Linked DNA regions of Homo sapiens: regions 1, 2, 3, 4, 5 and 6 are each linked to region 7. A link is a contact called in ENCODE Hi-C or POLR2A ChIA-PET data. All regions are on one chromosome and are shown on one strand. Each heading gives the region's core, a stretch centred on a gene start or an enhancer-like site at or near the end of the contact. The rest is flanking DNA. Distances are from core to core; before and after follow the strand shown.

Region 1 (3,740 bases), core at 518-3,017, 810 kb before region 7:
ATGCACTTCTTTATGAATGCATAACATTACAAGACATAATAGCAGGTCTAAAAATTACCACAATTTTGAAGTAGCAATGAGCGTAAAGCAATAACAGTAATCTGATATAAAAATATCTGTGATTTCTATTGGTGACAAAATAATGGATAAGGTTAATATTACTGTAGTTAGTTGCTTACCGTTATTGAAGGATGTGCTTTCAATTAGGGAGTGTGGAAATAAGGATGAAATCTTTTTCTGAACCAAATAACCCACTGAATTCTATCCATGGACCCCTTGGAAATGCGTGGAACCCAGCAGAAACCCTTCCTAGCAGCAGGGTAGAGAATGCATTGGAGAGCAAGGCTAAGGAAGGGTGACTCAATGTCCTGAGCCCAAGGAGGTATCAACATTCCCAACGGATTTGGATCTGTAACAGAAAGAAGCCACTGGAGCCAGCAGAGAATGGGGCCACTGCTTTCCATACTCAGTGCCCAAACCTTGCTGAAGCACCTGCCAGAGGCCGTGTTGTGGAGCATGGTGCAATGCAGACAGCCTTGTGGAGGAGACAATCTGTAAACCATGACTGCAAAAGATTGATAAATACTGATTATTAATCTACAGCACAGTGTAGGATTGATAAATACTAATTATTAATCTACAGCACAGATTAGAAGGGTGATTAAGCCAGCGTCTAGTAGATTTGGGTTACACTCTCCTTTCTTCAATTTAGAAGCTGTATAACCTCGGGCAAGCTAATCTTTCAGTCTCCTCATCTGTAAAATGGAGTAATAAAAATATTTGTCATGATCAAGGGTTATAGTGATGTAATTCATGTAAAACATGTGGTGCCTGTAGATAATAAATACCGGATAAAGTGTCTCATGGTAGCTTTTGAAGTGAAACCTGGTATCTCATAATCAGGACAGGTGTTAAAAACCCCAGAGTAACAGTCTACAATAATTGAAACTCCTCAGTTAGGAGCTGTGTTAAAGTTGGAACAGAGCAGCATTGGAACATATGGGATGGTAATAATTGTGGAATTCTATTCACTGTTGTTAACTCCATATAAAAAGAAATTAAATCCAGCATGATTTCTGATTCCTGGAAAGTCTCTTTCCCTCCCTTTTCTTTATCTGTGATGTCAGAACGTTCCAAATACTGTATTTCAACATTTCAGGCCTGAAACTGATGGTGCCAGATTAATTGAGTAATAAATAATAAGTATTCAAGTTTTTCCGCTCTGCAAATTTACTTTGGTTATTAAAAAATTTATTCTGCTCTGCAAATTTACTTTGGTTATTAAAAAATTTATTCTGCTCTGCAAATTTACTTTGGTTACAAGCAAAAGTAAGCCACCACATCGACGAGGATGGGATTCGAACCCACGCGTGCAGAGCACAATGGATTAGCAGTCCATCGCCTTAACCACTCGGCCACCTCGTCCCGGTAAGTTACTGTTTCCTGATTGCTATAGGGAGTAATATCAAGGGGCTGTGACGCAATGTTATGGAAGCCGCCATTTTGTACGGAAGCCAAAGTCCAATCACTTCCATAGCAAGCAATCGAAAGAAGATGGCCGCTCCCACGATTGTGGGGGAGGTCTCCACTGGGGAGGGGCAGAGGAAATTCGGTCGAAAAAGAGATAAAGCTGAAGGAAATAAAATTGGCACGGAGTCTGGGAAAGTAGTTTCCCTAAAGGAGTCTTAGAAATAGGGTTGGTCTGGAACCTAAGGGGCGGAGCCGACGCGTAGAGCCGCTTTGCGCGTGCGCATCACCTAGGCGGTTAGATTTGAATACTTCACTGAGGCGAGCCGGGCGTTGTGAGCGGACTGCTAGAGGCGGCTGTCTGTTTCCGCTCTAAGGAAACTCAGAGCGTGTGGACCCCAAACAAGTCTGCGCAAAATTTGTCGAGGAGGTTTGCCGCGGCAGGTAAAGAGAATGACTCTTTCGTTCTGGGCTTCAGGGAAGGCTTCGGGTTTTGTCTGGGCGCCCTGAAGTTCCTGCGGTGGGAGGTAGGGTACGCTCCCTCAGCCTGGCGGCCTCCGTTAGCGCCGGGCCGAGTAGACGCCCCTGCCCCGGGCCGGGCACACTGTGCCCTTTTTCCCCTCCTCGGCCTGTACGTTGTGCCGCCTCCCGCTTCCCTAACACTTCTCCGCCTGCACCTCGGCCCCTCCGGCCACCCGGCTCGGGTTGCTTGTCCGTCGCTCTCTTGGCGTCCTCTTCCGCCCCGCCCTGCCGTCCTCTGTCAGGGCTCGCGGACTCTTCTTGCACCCCTGCCGCTCTTCCCTAGGGACCTCTCGGCTGTTTGTATTTCTCACTTAAGCTTTTTTTGGCTCTAAATGAAGTGACAGCAATGAGTGATTTTAAAATTCTCAGCTCTTCGTGGTTTAAGGTGTCTGCTCGGAGTGCTGGCCGCACGTAACAGATTTTTCGTTTTCTGCAAGTATAATAACCTTAACAAATGAAGTCAATATTAGTACTGCGCAAATTAGTTTTTAAAAATCCTCTTCTGTTCATTATTCCTCAGGATTTAAGCCCTTATTCTTCACGTTTATTTAAATACTCAAGTTTGAGGGAGGAAAAAGTATTGCCGATTGGAATTTTACAGATAGGTTTAATAGGCATTAACAGATAAAGGATGTGGATGAAGACCAAAGCAGAAGCTTATTCCAGTCTAGATATTAAAATTGATGTTTTCACTTCCGTCGAATCCTGTAGATATTTATTGGGTTCCTTATCCTGTGATAGGGCCGGGGACAGATGATTCCCAAACCTAGAGGGGTTTACAAAGGGAAATAACTAATATACACAAATAACTAGAATACAAGACAGAATGTAAAAGATTATAGGACATTCTAAAGTGGTGTGGGAGCACGGAAAAGGGAGAGCTTATTTGATGCTTTTGGTGATGGATTTGTGGAGAAGACCGCATTTGAGGTGGACGTTGGTTGGAGAGATGATTTACAGATGGGAGTTAATATGTGGTAAAATTTTGGTAATTAAAGGTTAGGGTCAAAGCAGTATAATTCTTGACTTTGCGAATGGCTGGAAATCTTTACAAGATGATAAATACATGTAAATTGAATTAAAATGTTTGGAATGGTAGTATTAATGATGTGTTCGATGTTAAATAATAGACTGTAAAAGATACTGACTCTAGATATTGCCAGTAAAGCAGTGCTGTCCAACAGGGCTTCCTGTGAAAATGGTAATGTTTTATATGTGCACTCCAACATACTACCCATTAGCGACATGGGACTATGGAGCACTTGAAATGTCATTATTGTGACCAAAGAACTGATTATTAAATTTTATTTTATTTTCATTAATTTAAATGTAAATAACTACTATATTGGACAGCACAGGTCTAGAGTCTCTGTCATTTCACTCTTATCCTCCTACAATCCCGGAAAATACTAACTCTAGATATCGGTCGTATAAATGTAGGAGTGGGCAAAGAGCCAGATAGTAAATATTTCAGGCTTTGCAGGCTACATGGTCTTTGTCACATATTCTTTGTTTAGTTGTTATTGCTTGCCTTGTTTTCTACAATCCATTAAAAGGGTAAAAAAACACTCTTAGCTCAAAGGCTAATTGGGCTCAGTCGCTGTTTGAGGACCTACGGATTATTTAGAGTAGTGGTTCCCAAATTTTCTTGATGCATGGCACCCTGAGATCAAAGAAATACCTAACAGTCTATTTATTGAGTACAGTGGTTGGGTCCAAACATTAAGTATATATGTCCCAAACTTAGTAGC
Region 2 (3,804 bases), core at 669-3,168, 710 kb before region 7:
ATCTAACCAAATGACTTGTCTTCTTAAAAACTTCAATGATTTCTTCAGTACCTAGAGACCAAAGCTCCTTACCTTTTTTTTTTTTTTTGAGACGGAGTCTTGCTCTGTTGCCCAGGCTGGAGTGCAGTGGCGTGATCTCGCTCACTGCAACCTCCACCTCCCGGGTTCAAGCACTTCTCTGCCTCAGCCTCCCAAAGAGCTGGGATTACAGGCATGCACCACCACGCCCGGCTAATTTTTGTAGTTTTAGTAGAGATGGGGTTTTGCCATCTTGGCCAGGCTGGTCTTGAACTCCTGACCTCGTGATCCGCCCACCTTGGCCTCCCAAAGTTCTGGGATTACAGGCTTGAGCCACCGCGCCTGGCCTCTCCTTACATGTTTTGTTGTTGTCGCTTGTCTTTTGAGACAAGGTCTCACTCTGTAGCCCAGGCTGGAGTGCAGTGGCCCATCATAGCTCACTGCAGCCTTGACGTCCTGAGCTCAAGCAGTCCTCCCACCTCAGCCTCCGGGATAGCTGAGACCACAGGCACAAGCCACCACGCCCAGCTTATTTTTTTTTTTTTTTTTTTTGAGATATGGGGTCCCACTATGTTGCCCAGGCTGGTCTCCAACTCCTGAGCTCAAGCGATCCTCCCCCACCTTGGCTTCCCAAAGTGCTGGGATTACAGGTGTGAGCCACCGTGCAGGCCTTATATGATCTTCATATCCTGAACTAAATGTAACCTTCCAGTTTCGGCACTTGCTCTGGCACTTTTCCTCCCTCGCCAGATAATACTAATCTTTAATCATGTAGTTCGTTTCCATGCCCATACTACCCTATTTGCTTATAATGTCTTCCACTTCGCCCAAGAATCCCTACTCAGCTAGCTTGTGGTGTTGTTTTGACACAGTCTCGCTCTGTCGCCCAGGCTGGAGTACAGCGGCGAGATCTCGGTTGGCTGCAACCTCCTCCTGAGTTCAAGCGATTCTCATGCCTCAGCCTTTCGAGTAGCTAGGATTACAGGCATGTGCCACAAAACCTGGCTAATTTTTGTATTTTTTACTAAAGACGAGGTTTCACCACGTTGGCCAGGTTTATCTCCAACCCCTGACCTCAGGTGATCCGCCTGCCTTGGCCTCCTAAACTGCTGGGATTACTGGCGTGAACCACCGCGCCCGGCCCTACTCAGCCTTTAAAACCGGAATCACGGGTCAAAACTTTCTGGTAAACCACGATACGGTTTAGGTTATGAAATTCAATGCCCCCTTCCTCTGAACTCCTGCAAATCTCCAGTAAAGCACCACAGATTGACGAATATTCCAGCCATTTCCCTCTCCCGTACGCTAGCTCCATTTCCCACTTCTATCCATCTTCTCGAGCTTCCTCAGCTCCTCCACCTCCATGAGGCCTGGAAAGCACCTTGCTCCAGGAATGCGAGTAGGAGGCTCAGAGCGACCAGAAGTGCCAAAAGCTGACATTCAGATACTGCCGAAACAAACCACAAGAGCGCTAGGGCCCCCGCTAATAGTCCAGCTGCGATGGTGAGAACTCGCGGACCCGCCGGCGATGCATGCCGGGAGATGTAGTCCCGGGCCGACGCATTACCTCTTGGGAGTCGTGGTCTTCGATCTGGTAAACAGAAGACGGCAACTCGGTTAAGTCTTCCCCCACCGCCCCCTGAAATCCCTCGCCCCACCCGCGAGGGACTGGGGTAGGAGTAGGGGCGTTGCCGTGGTTAGCCTCGAACTCCTAGGCTCAGACGATACTCTCGCCTCGGCCTCCCGAGCAGCTGGGACTACACGCGTGAGCCACCGCCCCCGGCATAAAGTTTGAATTAGTCCTTACGCAAAAAGGGAAGAGGGCAGTCTGTAAACTCGCGCAGGATCAAGCTCTCGAGCTCCCGTCTTGGGTTAGCGCGCAGGGCGGAAGCGGGGAGAAGGCGGATCCGGGAGGCGGGGATACGTTACGTCGACGCGGGCGTGACCCTGGGCGAGAGGGTTTGGCGGGAATTCTGAAAGCCGCTGGCGGACCGCGCGCAGCGGCCAGAGACCGAGCCCTAAGGAGAGTGCGGCGCTTCCCGAGGCGTGCAGCTGGGAACTGCAACTCATCTGGGTTGTGCGCAGAAGGCTGGGGCAAGCGAGTAGAGAAGTGGAGCGTAAGCCAGGGGCGTTGGGGGCCGTGCGGGTCGGGCGCGTGCCACGCCCGCGGGGTGAAGTCGGAGCGCGGGGCCTGCTGGAGAGAGGAGCGCTGCGGACCGAGGTGAGTGTGTGAGGCGCAGGCTGGGCCCTCCAGAGCCGCGGCTCGTCCTCGCCCACCTGCGTCCTGGCCGGTCCAGTGCTCAGCGGCAGTTGGGGCCTCCGCGCGCAGTGTGAAACCCGGACGTGGCAGGGCGTGTCCGCGCCCGACCGACCCTCAGCTGCTGGGGCGAAAACACAAGTGGACCTCAGTCTTTAGAACTAGGGGAGAAACATTAGAGCCTTTATAGGCAACACCTATTTTATGGGTTCGAGCGAGAAGTCCGAGATCAGAGCGGTGTAGCCACAGCTGTTTAATATCACAGCCAGGGCTTCCGGATTCCTGATCTGTCTTTCCATTACACCGTGCTTAGAAAGTACCAATCTCCGATTGCCAAAACAGTGTTTTCATCATCTAATGCGGAAAACCATTCACATGATGCCTAGAGAATGATCTGAAGTGAGGTTTGGTTTTCTTAAAACTTTTTTTTTGAGATGGAGTCTCGCTCTTCCGCCCAGGCTGGAGTGTAGTGGCGCGATCTCGGCTCACTGCAACCTCCGCCTCCCGGATTCAAGCGATTCTCCTACCTCAGCCTCCCGAGGAGCTGGGATTACAGGCCCCCACCACCACGCCGCCAGGCTGATTTTTGTATTTTTAGTAGAGACGGGGTTTCACCATGTTGGTCAGGCTGGTCTCGAACTTCTGACCTCAGGTTATCCACCCGCCTCTGCCTCCCAAAGTGCTGGGATTACAGCCGTGAGCCACAGCGCCTGGCCCCTGTTTTTTTGTTTGTTTGTTTGTTTTTAACTTCTAAAGCGCAATGTAATATACATGTAGAAAAATTCACATTCACAACTGTATACAACTCCGTGAATTATTACAAAATATACTGGCCGGGCGTCGTGTCTCACGTCTGTAGTCCCAGCACTTTGGGAAGTGGAGGCGGGAGGACGATTGAGCCCAAGAGTTCGAGAACAGCCTGGTCAAGATAGTGAGACCCGCATCTCTACAAATAGGAAAAATTAGCTAGGCATGGTGGCGTGCACCTGTAGGCCCAGCTATTCAGGAGGCTGAGAAGGGAGGATCTAGCCTGGGAGGTATAAGCTGCAGTGAGCTGTGATCAGGCCACTGCACTCCAACCTGGGCGATAGAGCAAGACAAAATGAATATACACCTATGTAATCACCACTTAATAGAATGGTCCTCAGAAGCCTTCCTGTGTAGTATTTAATATTTTCCCCTTTTTACAGTGGTAACTGCTATACTGGTTTCTAATGAGATGAACTAATGTTGCTTGTTTTTGAATTTTATATAAAAATACATCAGGAGTGTTGAGTGTTTCGTTGTTTCACATGCTTGCCAACACGATATTTTTCAGCCTTTTTGATTTTAACTATTCTGCTGGTTACACAGTAATGTCTTAATGTGATTTTAATTTTCCTGATTAATAATGATGTTGGACATCTGTTCATATGTTTTTGCCCATTTTGATATCTTCTGTGATGTGCTTGTTCAAATCTCTTGCCTATTTTTCTATTATCTTTTTCTTACTGATGTGAAGTTCTTTATATACTGGTTATCAGCCCTCA
Region 3 (4,192 bases), core at 1,416-3,915, 600 kb before region 7:
CCTGACCAACATGGTGAAACCCTGTCTCTGATAAAAACACAAAAATTAGCTGGGTGTGGTGGCACATGCCTGTAATCCCAGCTGCTCAGGAGGCTGAGGCAGGAGAATTCCCTGAACCTGGGGGGCAGAGGTTGCAGTGAGCCAAGGTTGCACCACTGCACTCCAGCCTAGGCAAGAGAGTGAGACTCCGTCTCAAAAAAAAACCCTCCAGATTTCCCACTTGGATCTTTTGTGAAATGTCTCAAATAGTTTCTCACTATTAATAAAGTACTAATTAAATAATTTGCAGGCAGGGCATAGTGGCTCACACCTGTAATCCCAGCACTTTGGGAGGCCGAGGTGGGAAGATCACGAGGTCAGGAATCCAAGACTGGCCTGGCCAACACGGTGAGACCCCGTCTCTACTAAAAATACAAAAATTAGCTGGGCGTGGTGGCGGGTGCCTGTAATCCCAGCTACTTGGGAGGCTGAGGCAGGAGAATCACTTGAAACAGGAAGGCGGAGGTTGCAGTGAGCCGAGATCATGCCACTGCACTCCAGCCTGGGCCAAAGAGTGATACTCTGTCTCAAAAAAAAAAAAAAAAAAAAAATTAGCCGGGCGTGGTGGTACATGCCTGTAGTCCCAGCTACTCCGGAGGCTGAGGCAGGAGAATCGCTTGAACCTGGGAGGCAGAAGTTGCAGTAAGCTGAGATTGCGCCACTGCACTCCAGCCTGGGCGACAGAGCGAGACTCCGTCTCAAAAAATAATAATAGGCCGGGCACGGTGGCTCACGCTTGTAATCCCAGCACTTTGGGAGGCTGAGGTGGGCAGATCACGAGGTCAGGAGATCGAGACCACGGTGAAACCCCGTCTCTACTAAAAATAAAAATTATTAGCCGGGCATGGTGGCAGGCGCCTGTAGTCCCAGCTACTTGGAGAGGCTCAGGCAGGAGAATGGCGTGAACCCGAGAGGCGGAGGTTGCAGTAAGCCGAGATCGCGCCACTGCACTCCAGCCTGGGCCACAGAGCGAGACTCCGTCTCAAAAACAATAATAAAAAATAATAATAATAAAGAATTTAAAAAATAATAATTTGTAAACATAGAGCACTTAGAATACTATCCAGAAAAAAAAAATACTGTCTAGGACATAGTAAGCATTATACAGATGTTAGGAATTATTAATCCTAAAATATTGAAACACGAGAGAGGTGGAGCAGATGCTTTTGATGCTTCATAGACATCCCATGGCCATTTCTGATTTCAGCTGCGGCTGCAGGGGACAGATTTGTGCAGGTTGACAGCATTTCTCAAGGGCCCTCTGGGTCTCTCTGATTTTCTGCCCCAGAGCTTCCTCTTCTCAAAAGCTCACTCACCCCATGAGCAGGGCAGCCCAGAAGTACTGGGACATTAGTGGGCACTATTTTTTTTTCCTTTTTTTTTTTTTTTTTTGAGACAGTCTCGCTCTGTCGCCCAGACTGGAGTGCAGTGGTGCAATCTCAGCTCACTGCAACCTCCGCCTCCCGGGTTCCAGTGATTCTCCTGCCTCAGCCTCCCAAGTAGCTGGGACTACAGGTGTGTGCCACCACGCCCGGCTAATTTTTGTATTTTTAGTAGAGAAGGGGTTTCAGCATATTGGTCAGGCTGGTCTCGAACTTCTGACCACATGATCCGCCCGCCTCGGCCTCCCAAAGTGCTGAGATTACAGGCGTGAGCCACCGCGCCCGGCCTAGTAGACACTAATTTTCTTTCTTTCTTTCTTTTTTTGAGAAAGAGTCTTGCTCTGTCGCCCAGGATGGAGTGCAGTGGCGCGATCTCGGCTCAGTTGGGCACTAATTTTCATTTGATGAACGCCTCTCCTTCGTATATTGTTAAAACTACCACCATGATCCAGGGGGAGATAAAAGAAATCCTAAATCCAGCTTGATCAGTGTTTCACTCCCTGGCATCTTTATCACCACCTAAGGTAGCATGGACCTCTATACCATCTGCCTTAACCTTCTGATCCTCCTGCTTTTAGCCCACTAACTAGCACATGCTGAGAAGGGCATCAGCTACTTGAAAAGAGTCAATGGGCTTGAGTGGAAAAGAAAATAGAGACAGCAGGGTCATCGGTCACATTGGCAAGGGGGCATGAAAAGGGAGTGGAGAGGCTTTGAGATCTTACTTTTCTTTCGTTCTAGGCTCTTAGTGGAAGAATTAAATCAGCCTGCAGAAGAGACTGAAATGAGGCACCTCTTGTCACAGTCAAGGCAGAAGCGGAAACGGAGGCCGAGACTGCGCAGGCGCAGAGGAGGCTAGCGTTCCTTGCTGCCTCGCCCCGCGGCCTCTAGGAGACAGGGGCCACGGGGAGAGCACAGCCACCCGGCGCGAAGAGCCCTCTGTACCCCGCTTCCTCTTGAGGCCCTCGGACCGTCCAGGAAATGTCTGGGAGCCCGCCTGCGGAGGGCATAGCGCCGACCCTCGCTCCCCGCCCAGGACCCGAATGAACCTGGAGAGCGGATGCCAGCAGTGGCCGAGGCGCTAGGACAGGAAGGACCGCCAGACCTCTCAAGATCAGCCTTCCTCGCCACCGTTCTCACCTCTTTGTCCGCTGCCTTCTCCTCAATGCCTAGCAGCGCGTACAGGTCCATCTGTAAGAGCTCCTTGGTCACTGCCATGGTTCCGGCCTGACGGATTCGTACTACAACTCCCAAGAGTCTAAGCGCGCGTGAGGACTGCAGGCTCCGAGCGGCGCCTAGCCCTCTGGGAATTGTGTTCTGGGTCAGGCTTGACTGACTCTGAGGGAGGCCGGCAGTCGTGAATGAACTACGACTCCCAGCAGCCCCCGTTGCCGCCGCTGCCGTACGCTGGCTGCAGGAGAGCGTCCGGATTCCCTGCTCTAGGTCGCGGCGGGACAGTGCCAGTGGGCGTGTGGGGCGGGGCAGGGCAGGGAAGGGAAGGGCGGAGCTGGGGTGAGGGTCCAAGGGGCCCAGGACTTGGCCGGCGTGATCTCAGCTCTGCAGACCCTGCGGTGCTGGGAGCCACCATGGAGAGTAGGTGCTACGGCTGCGCTGTCAAGTTCACCCTCTTCAAGAAGGAGGCGAGTCTTCCCTCCCCGAGGGCTGCAGGGCCAGGGAGGAGAGGAGGGAAAAGCGCGGGACTTAACGTCCAAAGACTTGGTCTTACGGCTCCTTTCCAGCTGTGTGGTTTTGATGAAGTCATTGATCCTCAGTTTCCATTTCTGTAAAATGGGGCTAACATTCTCTCGCTTTCAGGGTTTATGTGAGGGTCCACTGAAGTGCTTTAGGTGAGAGTTCCCTATAAACTGTAAAGCGCGCTGCCGTCGTTTTTGCAAAGCTACTCTTTTCTGTCGGCCCAGTGTAGCATCTGGCGGTTTTCTTCTCTCCACCCTGCTCCTCCGAAGCGCGGTGTCCATCACACCAAGCCCGTTACTCCCTCTGCTCTGAAATCTTCCCCATCCCGCAGCCTGCCCTTCTCCAGGTCGCTGGAGTTAGATTACCACACTTCCTCCTGCTTCCGGGGCACCATGGTGAAGGCTGACTGTCCTGTCCCTATCACAGACCTGCCAGATTCCTCTGGTAAACTGCAGGTTCCCTCTGCCTCAGTTGTGGCCAGGGATTCTGACCAGGAGATGATGGGAACTAGATGGAGTAAATTAGTGTCACGCAGGAAGGCAGGACCGTGCAGCATTCACCAACCTGGATTTTGGAGTCAGCGTTCAAATCTGAGCTCTGCTGTCTTATTGAGGCGGTGACCTTGGTTTGGATAAGTTATGTAACCTCTCTGGCCCTCTCAAAATAAGGATAATCACGGTTGGCATCAAGATTAAGTAAAATAATGTGTGTAAATTGTAAGGAATAAATCACATGATGAATGTTAAGTACTGGGTTTAGTGCCTGGCACATAGTAAGTGCTTAATAAATGGAGGCTATTGTTAGCCCATCCTGAGCCAAGCCTCCCTCCATCTCTGCAAGAGCAGAGGAGGCATCGGCTCTGCCCTGTCTCTCTGATTCTCCTTTGTGGAAGAGTCAGTGGCCTGAAATACTGGGCTTTATCTATCTGTCTTCTACATCCCTGGGTCAGGGAATTGAAGACAGGGTAGAAAGCATGGGAATTTTGTATAAACCTTCATTTGGCTTGAATAAGGTACTGGAAACCGAGGAATTGCTTTACTCACCATCCCTAGGCCTTAGGGGCCCCACTCCTCTTC
Region 4 (4,121 bases), core at 947-3,446, 830 kb before region 7:
CCCACAGCCACTGAACATCTATAGCTGGCATTATTCGTCGATTGGGTACTTGACACAAGAACCTCCCCGACTGTTGGCCTCCCAGATTAGATGCCTCCAATGCTACCTTGTTAGACACGGATTTCACACTGAGCCTGCTTCCGCGGCTGTGTGCCTCTGAACCAAAGCCTCTGTCTAAGAGATAGAGCCCAGGTCAAATGCCTATGTCCAAGCTGCAAGAGAGTGTGGGAAGGCTCTGGCTTCTACCTTTTGGGGGCAGTAATGAAATGTGAGAAATTCCCCACCCAAAAGAAGGGTGTTCGGAAGATGCTGGATGTTTACAGAATATGACAAATGTCTACTCTACATGGTCTATGCCAGTGCTTCTCAAGCTTTAATATGCAGAAAAATCACCTGAGGATCATGTTAAAGTGCAGATTCTCATTTAGTAGGTCAGAAGGGGAGGAGGAACAAGATTCTGCTATGTTTTCTGTCTCCACAGTTTTGCCAGGCACTAGTCCAAGTATTTTACTTGAATTAACTAATTTAATTCTCCCACCCCAATCCTATGGAGCAAAGAGGCTAGCTAAGAATACATACTTTTCTTTTGGATAAGGTTCTGCTTTCACTGTAAATATCTTAATGAAATGATGCACTTGAGAGATGATGTCCCTCCTGTGAAGTAGTTTGGTTCTAACATACCCCACAATCAATGGAGAATTCTACCTCTTATTTCTGGAGGTAGTCAGGAATCAGACTTTTCAGCATATGGAGTTCTGCAGCTGTGGATACCTCAGCTGCAGTCCCTCAGTTAGTTTGGTGAGACTAATGACTTGAAGAAGGAATTTAGCTAAAAAAGATTTCCCTTTCTCCTCTCCAGAATACAAATGCCTAGGATAAGAATTAGACTGTCTTTTTTTTTTTTTTTTTTTTGGCAAACTAACATTGAAATGCCTCCTTATTTGGAAGAATCCCACTCTGGATACCAAAGAGGGTTAGATTCTTGGCCGGGCGCGGTGGCTTACGCCTGTAATCCCAGCACTCATAATATAAAAATTAGCCAGGCGTGGTGGTGCGTGCCTGTAGTCCCAGCCACTCAGGAGGCTGAGGCAGAAGAATGGCTTGAACTCAGGAGGCGGAGGTTGCAGTGAGGTGAAATCGCTCCACTGCACTCCAGCCTGGGCGACAGAGCAAGACTCCGTCTCAAAAAAAAAAAAAAAAAAAAAAAAAAAGAGGGTTAAATTCTTCCATCTCCAGGCACCCTGGAAGTGAGGGCTCAGAGCAATGAGGTTTGGCTGATGGAAGTCCTCCCCTGCAGGACTCTTAACCTTGGAAGAGGGACACAGAGACACAGGGAGATTTAGGGGTCTCCAAGGGGTGGCAGGGCTGCAGGAAAAAGAGTCCTTTGGCACAACATAGTTTCTTGTGTCTACTGCATCCCAACTGGGTTTCTTCCCTGACATGTCTGAAGCCAGGCTCTCAAAAGGCTTGGTTTCCCTTGATTTGGCCCTTTTTCTGAGCCTAGTCTCCAGTTGTCTTGTGAATTCTATGAGGCACTAATATACTTTCCATAATTCTATCTCTGATGAAATTAGCCAGAGTTGGTTTATTTTGCACTTAAGAACCCTCGCCATATATCCTCTGATCTATTTGCAGTTTTAATCTCAGGATGGAAGCATGTGGGAGGCGAATGGGGATCACTAATCCTTCTCATGCTGTTAGGGGGAAACACAGGTGTGAACACATTGCTTCTGGGGTGCTTGTGTGTGTTTTAAATACATATATAACAATCTTACTGAGATACAAGTCACATACTATAATATTGACCCTTTTAAAATATAGAATACAGTGGGTTTTAGTATATTCGCAGAGTTTAGCAATCTTTATTCTGGTTGTTAGTTTTTGTTTTGTCTTAAATAAAGCTCCTTTCAAGCGTTTCTTCAGACCCAAGGGACTACTCGGAATTTACACGACCTACTCCTGTCATGGCCTTTACACGGAGCAATTCCAAGGGTTTCCTTTATAAATAACGTCGTATCTCCCTAATAGGAAGACGTCTGAGTAAGGTCACTTTTGGTGAGACATTTACAGTCTCTCATCTCTAAGCTCACTCAATTCACCTAATTTAATTCGAGCAGCTCACTCATTCGCTCACTTATCGCAGACCCCGCCTCGGGACTGGGCCTCCCTGATTCGCTGGGGCCGAGTGACGTCCTCAGATCGCGACCCTGGGAGTGGAGTGGGGGCAGCGTGGTTATGTGGCTGGACCGCCGCGGATGGCTCAGGGTTCTTGGACATTGGCGCTACGACCTTAGGCGCCCTAGCTTTACCAGGACTTGGAGTGGCGATAAGGGCCCAATGGCAGAAACAGTGTCTACCCAGGTTGGGACAGAGGGCGGGCTGAGGGCTTCGCATCAGCAAAACGGTGACGCTGGTGGCGACGCGAAGGTTGAGCTGTCCCCCGGGCCCCCGAAGCCGGCTGGCCGGGAAGTGGAGCCGGCCCCAGTAGGCGGGGAGCATCCCTCGGCTGCAGCCCCAGGCCCGGGCAAGCATAAGAAGCGGCGGGGCGCAACCAGGGAGCGTGTCGTGCCGCCCCCGAAGAAGCGGCGGACCGGGGTGAGCTTCGGAGATGAGCACTTTGCAGAAACCAGTTATTACTTCGAGGGCGGCCTGCGTAAGGTGCGGCCCTATTACTTTGACTTCCGGACCTACTGCAAAGGTCGCTGGGTGGGCCACAGCTTGCTGCACGTCTTCAGTACCGAGTTCCGAGCTCAGCCCCTGGCCTACTATGAGGCCGCGGTCCGGGCGGGCCGCCTGCAACTCAACGAGAAGCCGGTGCAGGACCTCAACATCGTGCTCAAGGTGGAGTCCTGATGGGGCTGGCCAGAAGCGGGCGAGGAAAAGGGGCCGGGTTTTGTTTTGTTTTGTTTTGTTTTTTAGTCTTAGTAAAGCATAGGTACTGGATTAAAATCATGGCAATTCTAAAGCGTTCTCGCTTTCATTTGGAACACTATTTTAGCCCGTTTCCCACCTCCGCAAGTGGCCAGGGTGTCTGTGCTTCAGGACTCAGCCTGTTTATCCTCTTCCTCAAGGCAGCTTCCTTGTTTCCAAGGGACAGAAGTTGGAATTTTCATAATTCCTTTAAACACCGTCTTGTGGCAAGGGCACTGATCACTTTACCCTGCGTTGTAGATCTCTGTGCAAATAGTAATAATAGGGGCTATCATTTATGTCTCTTTACTGTGTGCTGGGCACAAAGTTAAACATTGTATGTCCACTAATTCTAATGACAGCCTTGTGAAGTAGGTATTGCCACTCCATTTTACCTCTGAGGAAACTAAGGAAACTCACAGGGGTAAGGCTATCAACAGTGCCACTACCAAAGCCTATGTTCCTATAACTACTACTTAAACTATTTAACATAGAGTTATGAGATGTCAGGGATAGAGACTAGAATTGTTTAGCCCAGTGCTTTGACTCCTTTAAAATTCCATCACATCTATGAGGTACCAGACACCCCTGTCAGAAGTAACACTGTTTACCTCTCAGTAACACTAGTTTACCATGGTTGTGAGTGGAGAAAAGGCGATTACAGCATTTGGGGAATGGATGGTTTTGGAGTAACTTGTTCCATTGATCAATCGATTTGCGTCAATATATCATACATTGACGAATTCCCTCTCCTATCCCAATTTCTAAAGCACAGATCTGGTCTAACCCTCACATTCCACAGGAAGCAGAGACCCAGAAAAGATAAATGACTTGCCCAAGAGCATGTAGCGAGCCTGTGGCAAATCCTGGTCTAGAGCCCATATCCCTGGACTTAAGCCTTAGTTTTGTTTGTTCAAGATCGTAATAAGTGATGATTTATGGAGGTTTTTTCCTCCATTAAAAAAATTTTACCTTGATTATTTATTTTTTTTTTTTTTGAGACAGAGTCTTGCTCTGTTGCCCAGGCTGGCGTGTAGTGGCGCGATCTCGGCTCACTGCAACCTCCGCCTCCCAGGTTCAAGCGATTCTCCTGCCTCAGTCTCCCAAGTAGCTGGGATTACAGGCATGTGCCACCACGCCTGCTAATTTTTGTATTTTTAGTAGAGACAGAGTTTGACCATGTTAGCCAGGATGGTCTTGATCTCGTGATC
Region 5 (3,995 bases), core at 1,318-3,817, 650 kb before region 7:
AGTTATTAAGAGAAAAGGTACACCAGAAAAAGCCCATCCAAACTGCCTCAGAAAGACACCGTCACTAAGCCCTGCTGACCCAACCCTAGATCTCAGAGTAAATTCCAGCAGTGAAATGCTAGCAAAGTGACAGCCACCTATGGTAACTGAACTGGAAAATGCAAAAACAAAAAAGAAACCAGAGAGGCAGGACCCTACAATACGGCAAGCATAAATCCCTTCTTAAAGGAAATCTGGTAAAAAACTAGGCCAGGCCACAACATACATCCAATAATGCTCAAGAATGTAGTGCAAGAAAGATCCCTGGCAATGTGGCCACTTTCTTCTAATCTCAGAAGAAACACTACTGCGAAGCAATTACAAACAAAATACAAGGGAAGGAAGCACACTCCAATACTAGATTACCACAAGATTATAAAATGCTGACAATCATTTGCAATCTAAGCTGATAGCTCTTTGAAGACTCCAAAACTAACTTTTCCAAACCATCTAACATTGGCAATCAGAGAAAACACTCATTTCCAATTAGCATGGGAGTGAGATAATGTAAACGCTCCTCTTGGCCAGGTGTGGTGGCTCACGCCTGTAATCCCAGCACTTTAGGAGGCCGAGGCCAGGAGTTGGAGACCAGCCTGGCCAACATGGGGAAACCCCATCTTTACTAAAAATACAAAAATTAGCTGGGCATGGTGGCACGCACCTGTGATCCCAGCTACTCGGGAGGCTGAGGCACGAGAATCACTTGAACCCAGGGAGGCGGAGGTTGCAGTGAGCCAAGATCATGCCACTGCACTCCAGCCTGGGCAACAGAGCGAGACTCCATCTCAAAAAAAAGAAAAGAAAAGAAAAAAGAAAAGAAAAGAAAAAAAACACTCCTCTTGCACAAAGATGGTAGTAGTTTGAACCAGCCCTAGATCCTTTGCTCAAATGAATTGACAAATCTGCAAGAACTACTCATTTCAGCTGTACAGGCTGCCAGCCACATTCAGCTTCAATTGCATTAAGCGTGCTCCTAGCCCTATGCCGTAGAAAGTCCACTGGACCAGGTGACCAGGCCCAACCTTGCCACTTAATCTGTGACAGCCTCAGGAAAGTTATACCATCTTTTTGAATCTTGGTTTCCTCATAGGAGGGATAAAAAGAAAAAAAAACTTGAATGAGATAGTTGCCAAGTTGTCTTGATAGTTGCCAAGTTGTCTTCAAATTCTAATATATGATTTAATACATAAGCCTCAAGACTTTTAATCCCTACAAGATTATTCTTTTTGCCCTCTTTTGGACTCTTCCTCTACTTATTACACACCTCACCCAACACTAAGCAAGTGCCTTTAATACCCACATAGCACTATTGTGGCCAGAACTAAAAGTGAAAGTTAAACAGTCTTTTTGAAATATACTTTCTTGTGAGTACAGGCGAAAGAGTAGAGAAAACCACGACTGCTTTTTTTTTTTTTTTTTTTTTGAGACAGAGTCCCACTCTGTCACCCAGGCTGGAGTGCAGTGGCGCAACCTCAGCTCACTGCGGCCTCCGCCTACCAGGTTCAAGCGATTCTCGTGCCTCAGCCTCCCCAGTAGCTGGGACTACAGGCCGCGCCACCACGCCCGGCTAATTTTTGTATTTTTAGTAGAGATGGGGTTTCACCATGTTGACATCTGGTTGAACGTTGGCCAGGCTGGTCTTGAACTCCTGACCTCAGGTGATCCGCCCGCCTCGGCCTCCCAAAGTGCTGGGATTACAGGCGTGAGCCACCGCGCCCAGCCCGACGACTGCTTTTTCAACAAGCTTCCAAAAAAGTGAAACCCTAAAGCACTTCTCTCCGTTACCCTGTCCCACAGTCTCCACCGAAAGCAGCCCAGACCTCAGGCCCATTAGTCTGCAGTGACCGCGGTCTCAGGAGACGGGCTCCTACCGTGGCGTCCGGGATCTGAAGTCTGCGTATAGTCCAGGGAGTTGGGCAGGCTCTGGCTGCGGCCATGACGCTGGGTCCGTTTCCATCGCTGGCTGTAAAGGAGGCACAGGAATCCAAGGCCGGCGGCGGTACCCAGCAACAGTCCCAGCCCGGCACGGGCACCACCCAGGGCTCCCAGTCTAGACATGCTGCACCTGCGGCCAGCAGAAGTCACCGGGAGCAGGCAGGCGGGCGGGCGGGCGGGGGTAAGGAGAGAGAGAGATTCGTGAACCCGGTAAACCCACCCTCAAGGCTGAACCCCGGCAGGTATCCCCTTGCCCAAACCCTGAGCTCTCGACTACGTGCACCCCAGTCTGAACCCTAAGGCTTCCTCCAGCCTCCTGGGCCCCACTGCCTCTCTTCTCACCCAGCCTGGACGTAGCCGCCCCTCCAGTACACCCCCCGACCCGGGTCACAGAGTCCGGCTTCTGGGCCTTCAACCCCCACCTCAGCCTCACGACACTGCAGACCACAAACCCGGCGCCCTGGCTGCAAACTCCTGGCCTTCCGCCGCGGCCCCCGAAGGCGCTCTGGCCTGGCAGGAGATCCACTCAGACCCTTACCCGGCCGCCAGCCACCATGGCAGCAGCCGCCGCGGGCTCACGCTGTCAGTGACCGTGACGTCAGGCAGGCGGCGCCAGGTGCTCGGCGCCCTGCGGGAAGGCGCAGAGAGATGACCGCGCCGGCCCCGCCCCTTGTCTGTTTCCCTCAGGGGCGGGGCCACGGGCGCCGCCGGAGGGGCGGAGTCAGCACAGAGCGCGAAAGGAAAGCAAGAAGGGGCCCAAGACAGGGGAAAGGCGGGAAGGCAGGGAGACTTCTTGGGCGGACGCTCGCGCAGTCACCCTCACCGTCCGGCAGCCAGGCCTCCATTTCCCTCCGGTCACACCGGCTTAACTTGCTGCTCCCGGAATACGCTCAGCATATTCACACTTTCTACCTGCGCTTCTGCCTGGACCTCCCCTCTGTACCTGGAAAACGTCACGCTCTCCCCACATTTTATTTTTATTTTTATTTTGTAGAGACTGGGTCCCGCTCTCCTGGTCTCTCAAAGTGCGATCCGCCCGCCTCGGGCTCCCAAAGTGCGTGAGCCGCCGCACCCGGCCATAAATCTTAAACCTAACGTGCTGTCTTATAATTCTGTTTTACTCTTGTAATTGTATGCAACTTCTTATAATTGTGGCAACTAAAAAGACCGATTTTATGGACTATGATAACAATTTTATTGTGAACATTTCTTAAGAGTTAAAATTTAGTTTAGTGAAAGAAATATCTAGGCCAGTCCTCCCAATACCCTTGACTAGATCTTATATTTATTTACCCTTTAATTGTGAGATATTGTATACATATAAGAATACAGGAGGCCGGCCGTGGTGGCACGTGACTGTAGTCACAGATACTCTGGGGGCTGAGATGGGAGGATCACTTGAGCCCAGGTCGTCGAGGCTGCAGTGAGCCATGATCACTCTGGGCAACAGAAGTCAGGATATCGAGGCCACCCAGGCCAACCTGGCGAAACTCCGTCTCTACTAAAAGTACAAAAATTAGCTGGGCATGGTGGTGCACGCCTGTAATCCCAGCTACTCGGGAGGCTGAGGCAGGAGAATTGCTTGAACCCAGGAGGCAGAGGTTGCAGTGAGCCGAGATCTCGCCACTGTACTCCAGCTTGGGCAACAGAGTGAGGCCTCCTCTCAAAACAAATAAACAAAAACAACAACAACAAAAAATATATTTATATATATATAAAGTATATATATATATATACACTTTATTTTGGAGGAAATAAAAATTTCCTCTGGAAACCTTCCCAGATCACCACCTTGGTGAAATTAAGCTTTTCACCCTGCTTTGCTCCTGTGGCTCTATTGCCTCCATTATACTTTTTTTTTTTTTTTAGACGGAGTTTCGCTCTTTTCGCCCATGCTGGAATGCAGTGGTGCGATCTCGGCTCACTGCAACCTCCTCCCCCGCCCCTGGGTTCAAGCAATTCTCCTGCCTCAGCCTCCGGAGTAGCTGGAATTACAGGCTTGCACCCCCACGCCTGGCTAC
Region 6 (3,916 bases), core at 957-3,456, 810 kb after region 7:
TCAAATACTATTTGGCCCTGTGTGACCTGCCTCTGGAAGTTCCTGGACGAACTTTCCATCCAAAGGCACAATGTAGTTAAAAAGGGGTAATGACTAGAAAGAGCAATAATTACTGCTGCTCAAATCTGGAAATAAAGCACTTTTGAAGCAGGAGGCAGTTAATGGCCTCTTGTAACCTAATATGTACCTAAGCACCTTAGGAACCAAAGAGCATTTCTCCTGTTCGGTGGGTGATCAAGGAAGGCCAAAAGCTACCTATTGTTTCAAAACTGTGTTCCTGAAAACCACAGGTGCAAGGAATCTTTACTGTGACAAAGTGGAGTTGGTGAGAGTCTAGGAGCACTATGTGCTAATGGTCCAACAGGAGATCAGAGTCAAGGATTCTGACGAGCTAAGTCAAGTGTAGCCACAGCTGCATTAATCCCTTTCAGAAACATATGTCCTTAGCTGAGTTGGGTACCCCCTCATCCATGTTGCAATAATAGGCAGCATATGTCTCTAGTATTATAATCTGTTCACGTGTATTTGTCCCCCAGTGTGTGTCCTAGGAGCACAGGCACTGTTTCTTATTCATCATTGTATTACTGTCCCAAGCAAAGAGAATGGCCCGTGTAGCCACCTAATAAGTATATCTGATGAAGCAATGGGGGAATTAATCCTTTCATGCAGTGTCAGGTCTTTCATTTAAAAACTTTTTCTCCTCCTCTATTTAAATGTTTAATGAGAGCATTTAATGACAGAAATTGGTTTTCTTGAGATGTCTGGAGGAAGTAGGATTCTCCTCTTAACCCAAAGGACTAGAACTGCTTACTGTGGAGGTATGATTTTAAAGAGACCCAGAGCTGCTAAAGGAGGAAGGGTGCACATTAACATGAAAATTCTTCGTGAAAGAACCCTACAGAAGAAGTCATCAAGAACTCTGCAAGGATGACTCGGTGACACTGTGAACAGCTGACGCACATGGTATCAGACACCACCAAGATTCCATAAGGCCCATCATGGTTACCTATCTAGCTCAGTATAAGATCTGATTAAGGGATCTGAATCATCTTTTTATGGTCCTTGATTTCTAGGACCTAAACATTAAGAGGAAAGTTAGAAATGATTTCCTTGGTCTTTGGCGGCTGGTATCAAACCAGTCACTCACGGATAAGAGCACAATGTTCACCGTTATCCCTGAAACCTTCATTTGTATTTCAGAGCACACAAGAGATGTCTGTCCCGGCCTTCTGCACTAGTCAATCCCAAAAGGACTATGCTAGTTTTTATGGGTTAGGTTTCAAGACAGTCTGGAAACTCTTCCGCCTACAGTTAGGTAACTTGGACACTTTGGATATAAGGTAATCAACCGCTTGGCTAGATTCAAAGGTTAGCTAACTACATGAGTTCCCTACAGGAATGAGAAATGAACGAATGATCACTAAGGGGAAAAAAAAGCATATGGTGTTAACTTGTTCAATGCCCCCAAAACCAGGGTTGACTTTCATCTAGAAAACAACACAAACATCTGGACAACTTCAAGCCCCTGGCAGGCTGAGAACTTCTTACTGCTTTGACCCTCTAAAATGAAGTCTTCGTGGGAATCAAAATGGGCCAAAGCTGAGCACAACTAAAAAGGAAAGCTCATCCTCCCACTCTGCACAGAGAGCAAAAGCAAGGGGAACTCCCCTAAATGACTGGATCACTGGGATCACCCAAGTAGCCCCACAGACATCGATGTCTATAGCCGGTGGTCATCTCTCTGCCTTCTCTCATCCTAAGCCCCTCTCGTGTAGCATCCAACCGAAGCCCACACGGATGGACGCCTGTCCACTTCCCCGGCCTCAGAAAAGATCCGGACCGCTCCTGTGCTGACTCCGCCTCGGCCCCGCGGCCCCTCGGCTCACCCCAGGCAGCCAGACAGTCGATTTGCAGAGGCAGCTTTTCTAGGATCGGCACTGGCTCGAAAGCGTCGTGCATGGCGGCAAGGGGAGAGTTGCCACCGCCGTCTCGCCCAGAGTGTTCCGGGCCGGGCTGGGGTCCGGAACGAGTCTGGGCTAAGGGTAGACCGGGATCCGGCCAGGAACCCCCCGGCTACAGGCCCTTCAACAACACAGCCATCGTCAACCCCGGACTTCCTGCTAGTTAGGCCCGCCTCTTCCGCAGCCGAAGTCCCGCCCCTTCCTCCCGGTGCACTCTAAATGAATTGTTTTGTTGCTGAGTTGCCATCGTCACTCTGGACCCATAGCTACTCCATCCCGAGTAGCCATGGGCTTACCATAGAAGGAACAAACTCTTAATCTTAGAACTGCTTTAGGCAGTGGGCGTGATGGTTAAAAACTCGGCCTTTGGCGTCGACCTCAGACGGAGATCTACCAATTAGGAAATTAGCTGTGATTTAGAAAATTTAATATTTCGATGCCATACTTTCCTAATCTGCAAAATTTTTGTAAATACCTGTGACCTAGTGTCGTGAGCGCTTAGCAACACCTGACACCCACTAAGCTCTCAGTAAGTGGTAGCTTTAGTATTACCATTATATCCCAATTAGTACAAGCACCTTACCTTAATGCTTTCATGGTTGTTCTAGGCCAGTGGTTCTGAAAGTGGTTCTAGACCAGCAACAACAGCAGTAGCAGCAGCACCTGTGAACTTGTTAGAAATGCAAAGTTTCAGGCCCATTCCAGTTCTACTGAATCTGAAACTCGAAGGGAACAGCAACCTATGTTTTAATAAACCCCAAGGTGAGTCCATGCACTTAAAAGCTTGAGAACCACCATTTTAGGTTAGGGTTGTTCAGCGATAGCACTACCGGCATTTAGGACAGGATAATTTCTTGTTGGGGGAGGGGGCATGTTCTGTACAATGTAAGATGTTTAACAGCATCCCTAACTTCCACCCACCAAATGCCAGTTATCTTCCCCACAGAGGTATAAAAATGTCTCTTTTCCGTATGTCCTCTGGGAGGCAAAATTACCCTGAGAACCACCATTTGAGGCCAATGCTTTTCAAATTTAACGTGCATACAAATCACCTAGAGACATTGTTAAAATGCCTCTTTTGATTCAGTAGGACCAGAGTAAGACCCTCAGTTGAGCACCAAAAATCTCCCAGATGTTGCTGGTCCCTGGATCACATTTTGAGTAGCAAGAGTTTAGGCAAGAGATGATTCACTAACTCTTGGAAGTCAGTGAAATAAGCCTCCTTTTAATTTGATGACCACATTCCTACCAATTCAACTTTCCAAAGCTGTGTCTTACATCCTAATATTCCTTTAGGAAGGTGTCATGGCTTTTCCTCCTATAGGACCTGGGACCTGTACTGTCTGCGGTTACCTTAGTATTCCCCTTGAAGACTTAAAAAACAACAAAGTTTGGGCTGCAAGAATGATCTATATCTGGTCATTTCCCCCTAGGAAAACATCGTAGGTCAAAAAATTAAGCATTTGGGTTTAAAGCAAAAATGTAAAAGAAAAAGGGTAAGTCTGTGATATGAAGTCAAAAAAACTGGTCCTGGTCATTTTATTTTTACACAATATCAGTTTCTTCATATGTAAATTAGGAATACTTGTCCCATCTTTACCAAATGCTGTTCTGATAATCAAGTGAAAAGTACTTTCAAGTAGTCAAAAACATGAAAATTGCTACACAAATCCTGTGTTATAGCTGATTTTCACCATAGAAGCTGATCACCTTCTTAAAAATTTAGAATTACCAGCTGTTGTGCTGGAAGGTCTAGTACCTTTTCGTTCAGGCCCAAAACCCTAAGGTTTATATTGTTTTACAGATTACTGCAAAGCTATCAATTTCTTCTGAACCTAAGAAATGACACACTATATCTATTCCCAGTAATACAGAAAGCTGTAAGTAGAATTATCAGGGCCCAGGCTATAGAACTTGAACTATACACTCCCGCTTAACACAATGGGCTTTTTTTT
Region 7 (4,104 bases), core at 1,099-3,598:
TGGATGACAAGGTCAGGAGTTTGAGGCCAGCCTGACCAACATGAAGAAACCCCATCTCTACTAAAAATACAAAATTAGCCCGGTGTGGTGGCGCACAACTGTAGTCCCAGCTACTTGGGAGGCTAAGGCAGGAGAATAGCTTGAACAGGAGGTGGAGGTTGTGGTGAGCCAAGATCACGCCATTGCACTCCAGCCTGGGCAACAAGAGCAAAATTCCATCTCAAAAAAAAAAAAAAAAAAATAGAGATGAGGTCTTGTTATGTTGCTCAGACGAGTCTCTAACTCCTGGGTTCAAGTGATCCTCCTGCCTCAGCCTCTGGAGTACCTGGGATTACAGGCGTGAGCCACTGCACCTGATGAATACCACTCCTAATACTTTTTTTTTTCTTTTTTGAGACAGAGTCTCACTCTGTCACCCAGGCTGGAGTGCAGTGGCACGATCTCGGCTCACTGCAAGCTCCGCCTCCCGGGTTCACGCCATTCTCCTGCCTCAGCCTCGCGAGTAGCTGGGACTACAGGCGCCCGCCACCATGCCCAGCTATTTTTTTTTTTTTTTTTTTTTTGGATTTTTAATAGAGACAGGGTTTCACCGTGTTAGCCAGGATGGTCTCGATCTCCTGACCACGTGATCCACCTGCCTTGTTCTCCCAAAGTACTGTGATTACAGGTGTGAGCCACCATGCCCAGCCTACTCCTAACACTTTCATATCACCCTGATATATATTATCTCATGCCATCCACACACAAATCCTATGAAACAAGTCAGATACGTATTTCCTTTCTGTAGGATACAGACACCAATAGGTAAAATGACATTATCAATACTTTTTTTTTTTTTTGAGACGGAGTCTTGCTCTGTCACCAGGCTAGAGATCTCCGCTCACTGCAATCTCCGCCTCCTGGGTTCAAGCGATTCTCTTGTCTCAGCCTCCTGAATAGCTGGGATTACAGGCGGGCGCCACCATGCCCGGCTAATTTTTGTTTTTGTTTTTGTTTTTTCAGTAGAGATGAGGTTCCACTATGTTGGCCAGAGTGGTCTCGAACTCCTGACCTCAGGTGATCCGCCTACATGGGCCTCCTAAAGTACTGGGATTACAGGCGTCAGCCACGGCGCCCAACCTTTTTTTTTTTTTTTTTTTTTGAGATGGAGTCTCGCTCTGTCACCCAGGCTGGAGTGCAATGGCACGACCCTGGCTCACTGCAACCTCCGCCTCCCGGGTTCAAGTGCTTCTCCTGCCTCTGCCTCCCGAGTGGCTGAAATTACAGGTGCCCGCCACCATGCCCAACTTTTTTTTTTTTTTTTTTAAGACAGAGTCCAGCTCTGTCCCCCAAGTTGGAGTGCAGTTGTGCGATCTCGGCTCATTGTAACCTCCACCTCCTGGTTTCAAGCAATTCTCTTGCCTCAGTCACTGGGATTACAGGCGTGCGCCACCACGCCCAGCTAATTTTTGTATTTTTAGTAGAGACAGGGTTTCACCATGTTGGCCAGGCTGGTCTCGAACTCCTGACCTCAAGTGATCCGCCCGCCTCGGCCTCCCAAAGTGCTGGGATTACAGGCGTGAGCCACCGCGCCCAGCCGACATTATCAATAAGGTTTGTTGATAAATCAAAACCATGTAAACAGTATGTTTTCACATGTATTATAAACGTTAAGGGAACCAGGAAAAATTAACAGTTGATCTGAGGTCCCGGAATTATGGATAATATTTAAATTCCCCCGCGCCGGTTGCACTTAAATGATTTTACCTCTACACATACCGAAATTTGAGAAACAAATGATAGCTCATAAAATGTTTTCCAAACCCTCCGTAGTGTTACTTCTCTAATAATATAACTTTAATTATAAATGCTTTGTTTCATTTTTTTTTTTCTACCAGTAAACAGAAAATCTAAACTATTAACTGGACAATACCGCCCTGAGGTTGACGGTGGGTTTTGACAACACAATCCACGCAGCTAGAAGTGAGTAGAATTAGTAAAGCTATCCATGCCTTACCATGTGCCAGAAACTGCTCTAAGTGTTTCACTGACGGCTCACAACAATCCTGAGAGAGGTACTATTATTATTTCAATTATAGAGACGAAGAAACTGACGTTCCAAGGCTAATTTACCCGAGGTCACACAGGTAGTGAGTGGCAAAATTCTTCCGCCTTGGCGTATACCTCCCGCACTCACGGCCTGGCCTCCGGAGGCTAGACGGTTCGCCGCGCTGGGGAGGCCCCCTCAACCCTCAAGTGCCAGGGCTCTGTCGCCTCCCCACACCCGGGACACACCAACCGCCGGCCTGCCGCCGCTTACCTCCCCGAGCCTATAGTGTACCTTCCGCCCAGAAGCCACTTTACCCGTATAGGTCCATCTGCTTTTCCCTTCCGATGCCAAACAAGGCGTCAGAACACCAAAGTTCCGGCCGAGTACAGAAGCCCAGGAAGGACAGCAAGGACCCCGTAGCCCAGCCAACTGAGGTTTTTGGAGGTTTTTGGTCCACTTGGTCGCCAGTTGTAAGGAAGCAGTGAGAATTCAGATAAGTTTTTCGCCTCTCCTTCCTGTATCCTTTCAGGCGGCAAACTCCATCCCTGCGTCTTTTTTTTTTTTTTTTTTTTTGAGACGGATTCTCGCTCTGTCGCCCAGGCTGGAGTGCAGTGGCGCGATCTCGGCTCACTACAACCTCTGCCTCCCAGATTCAAGCGATTCTCCTGCCTCAGCCTCCCGAGTAGCTGGGATTACAGGTGCGCGCCATCATGCCCGACTAATTTTTGTATTTTTAGTAGAGACGGGGTTTCACCATGTTAGCCGGGATGATCTCGATCTCCTGACCTCGTGATCCACCCGCCTCGGCCTCCCAAAGTGCTGAGATTACAGGCGCGAGCCACCAAGCCCGGCCCCCTGCGTCTTTCAAATAGAACCCAGTTATTGCTAACGCGCCTGTATCCCTTCCTTCCTTATCTGTCGCCTCGGTCCCCACAAGAACTGCCTGAGGCCTCAAAAGGCCGATTCTGCTGGAATTGCCCCCATGAATTCTTGAGGACCACCACGCACCTGGACAGCAGCCCCTCCTACCAGCCCTTCCCGAGTCTCGCCCCACACGGTCGCCAGTTGCTCAGGGCATCTGTTTGTACCTTGTGCACACCTCTCTTAAAGCACTTTTTTTTTTTGAGACGGAGTCTCACTCTGTTGCCCAGGCTGTAGTGCAGTGGCGCGATCTGCAACCTCCGACTCCTGGGTTGGAGCAATTCTCCTGCCTCAGCCTCCCAAGTAGCTGGGATTACAGGTGTGTGCCACCACACCCGGATAATTTTTGTATTTTTAGTAGAGATGGGGTTTCGCCATGTTGGCCAGGCTGGTCTCGAAATCCTGACCTCATGATCCACCCACCTCGGCCTCCCAAAGTGCTGGTATTACAGGCGTGAGCCACCATGCCCGGCCAAAGCACTTAAACATTGTTTGTTTTTGTTTTTTTTTCTTACTGCCAGGGAAGACAGAATCAACATTGTATCTTTCACTCACTTCTCACTTCCTTTGCCACGCTGTGAGCTTTCTTGGGTCCAGACTGCGCTGTTTTTCCTTTCCCCAGAATGTACCATAGCGGCGGGAATTTAGTGCTTAGTGTGAATTTGAGAGCATATAGTTCCGTAACACCTTTGTTCTCTAAGGTTCCGAAGGAGCTCACTAAATACACTAGCCCTTTCCATGTTTTCTCCTTCACTAGTTTCCGCGCCGCCTCCTCTTCCTCAAATTCGGCTTGGCTTCTCTAGACTCTACACTTGCCCCCTCAAACCTTACCTTTCTGCCCCCATCACTGACTCTTCTATTCTCTTCCCACAACCTTTAATGCGGGCTGTCTCTCCATGGCCCATCCTGCCTCTACCTCTTTTCTAGTTTCAAATATAAGTTATCGGCCGGGCGCGGTGGTTCACGCCTGTAATCCCAGCACTTTGGGAGGCCGAGGCGGGCGGATCACAAGGTCAGGAGATCGAGACCATCCTGGCTAACACGGTGAAACCCCGTCTCTACTAAAAATACAAAAAAATTGGCCGGGCGTGCTGGCGGGCGCCTGTAGTCCCAGCTACTCAGGAGACTGAGGCAGGAGAATGGCGTGAACCCGG

Evidence for each region. A loop is a pair of places that touch in the nucleus more often than their neighbours do. ChIA-PET counts read pairs that join two places held with the same protein, here RNA polymerase II (POLR2A). Pooled maps may share reads with other maps.
Region 1: a pooled map shows a loop between it and region 7 (8-fold over the local background). The contact joins the promoter of KNL1 here to the promoter of NDUFAF1 in region 7. A Hi-C loop is called at or near these places in 1 of 37 single-sample maps with no recorded cell type and 6 of 50 pooled maps. POLR2A ChIA-PET finds 5 or more read pairs at or near these places in 1 of 52 experiments (IMR-90).
Region 2: a pooled map shows a loop between it and region 7 (15-fold over the local background). The contact joins the promoter of RAD51-AS1 here to the promoter of NDUFAF1 in region 7. A Hi-C loop is called at or near these places in 2 of 168 maps with a recorded cell type or tissue (CD4-positive, alpha-beta T cell and naive thymus-derived CD4-positive, alpha-beta T cell) and 9 of 50 pooled maps. POLR2A ChIA-PET finds 5 or more read pairs at or near these places in 1 of 52 experiments (PC-9).
Region 3: a pooled map shows a loop between it and region 7 (8-fold over the local background). The contact joins the promoter of DNAJC17 here to the promoter of NDUFAF1 in region 7. A Hi-C loop is called at or near these places in 2 of 168 maps with a recorded cell type or tissue (B cell and CD8-positive, alpha-beta T cell), 1 of 37 single-sample maps with no recorded cell type and 10 of 50 pooled maps. POLR2A ChIA-PET finds 5 or more read pairs at or near these places in 3 of 52 experiments (CD4-positive, alpha-beta T cell, Panc1 and activated T-cell).
Region 4: a loop to region 7 is called in a pooled map, with 8 times the contacts of the local background. The contact joins the promoter of RPUSD2 here to the promoter of NDUFAF1 in region 7. A Hi-C loop is called at or near these places in 3 of 168 maps with a recorded cell type or tissue (CD4-positive, alpha-beta T cell and CD8-positive, alpha-beta T cell) and 15 of 50 pooled maps.
Region 5: a loop to region 7 is called in a pooled map, with 5 times the contacts of the local background. The contact joins the promoter of RMDN3 here to the promoter of NDUFAF1 in region 7. A Hi-C loop is called at or near these places in 2 of 37 single-sample maps with no recorded cell type and 9 of 50 pooled maps. POLR2A ChIA-PET finds 5 or more read pairs at or near these places in 2 of 52 experiments (A549 and activated T-cell).
Region 6: a map with no recorded cell type shows a loop between it and region 7 (13-fold over the local background). The contact joins the promoter of VPS39-DT here to the promoter of NDUFAF1 in region 7. A Hi-C loop is called at or near these places in 1 of 37 single-sample maps with no recorded cell type and 5 of 50 pooled maps.

The regions. Positions count from the first base shown.
Region 1 is chr15:40,592,482-40,596,221 of GRCh38, forward strand. It overlaps KNL1 (kinetochore scaffold 1), which reads left to right and starts at 1,768. Exons shown (of 26, transcript NM_144508.5): 1 at 1,768-1,911. TRS-GCT4-2 (tRNA-Ser (anticodon GCT) 4-2) reads right to left here and starts at 1,425; the gene lies at 1,344-1,425. RefSeq lists a silencer at 1,318-1,367 and enhancers at 1,488-1,707, 1,928-2,247.
Region 2 is chr15:40,693,187-40,696,990 of GRCh38, forward strand. It overlaps RAD51-AS1 (RAD51 antisense RNA 1), which reads right to left and starts at 1,919. Exons shown (of 2, transcript NR_040058.1): 1 at 1,826-1,919; 2 at 548-1,609. It overlaps RAD51 (RAD51 recombinase), which reads left to right and starts at 1,988. Exons shown (of 10, transcript NM_002875.5): 1 at 1,988-2,239. RefSeq lists enhancers at 978-1,157, 1,040-1,637, 1,518-1,667, 2,138-2,197, 2,235-2,832 and 1 more.
Region 3 is chr15:40,804,808-40,808,999 of GRCh38, forward strand. DNAJC17 (DnaJ heat shock protein family (Hsp40) member C17) reads right to left here and starts at 2,666. Exons shown (of 11, transcript NM_018163.3): 1 at 2,562-2,666. The coding sequence starts at 2,639. ZFYVE19 (zinc finger FYVE-type containing 19) reads left to right here and starts at 2,282. Exons shown (of 11, transcript NM_001077268.2): 1 at 2,282-3,061. The coding sequence starts at 2,783. RefSeq lists enhancers at 1,945-2,034, 2,495-2,544, 2,585-2,634, 3,265-3,314.
Region 4 is chr15:40,567,103-40,571,223 of GRCh38, forward strand. It overlaps RPUSD2 (RNA pseudouridine synthase domain containing 2), which reads left to right and starts at 2,197. Exons shown (of 3, transcript NM_152260.3): 1 at 2,197-2,841. The coding sequence starts at 2,236. RefSeq lists a silencer at 115-294 and enhancers at 2,139-2,468, 2,530-3,029, 2,779-2,828.
Region 5 is chr15:40,752,687-40,756,681 of GRCh38, forward strand. It overlaps RMDN3 (regulator of microtubule dynamics 3), which reads right to left and starts at 2,568. Exons shown (of 13, transcript NM_018145.3): 1 at 2,397-2,568; 2 at 1,911-2,104. The coding sequence starts at 2,097. RefSeq lists a silencer at 1,959-2,173 and enhancers at 2,289-2,498, 2,709-2,828, 2,919-3,028.
Region 6 is chr15:42,206,195-42,210,110 of GRCh38, forward strand. VPS39-DT (VPS39 divergent transcript) reads left to right here and starts at 2,207. Exons shown (of 3, transcript XR_932181.3): 1 at 2,207-2,490; 2 at 2,570-2,723. It overlaps VPS39 (VPS39 subunit of HOPS complex), which reads right to left and starts at 2,110. Exons shown (of 25, transcript NM_015289.5): 1 at 1,887-2,110. The coding sequence starts at 1,959.
Region 7 is chr15:41,400,148-41,404,251 of GRCh38, forward strand. NDUFAF1 (NADH:ubiquinone oxidoreductase complex assembly factor 1) reads right to left here and starts at 2,349. Exons shown (of 5, transcript NM_016013.4): 1 at 1,997-2,349.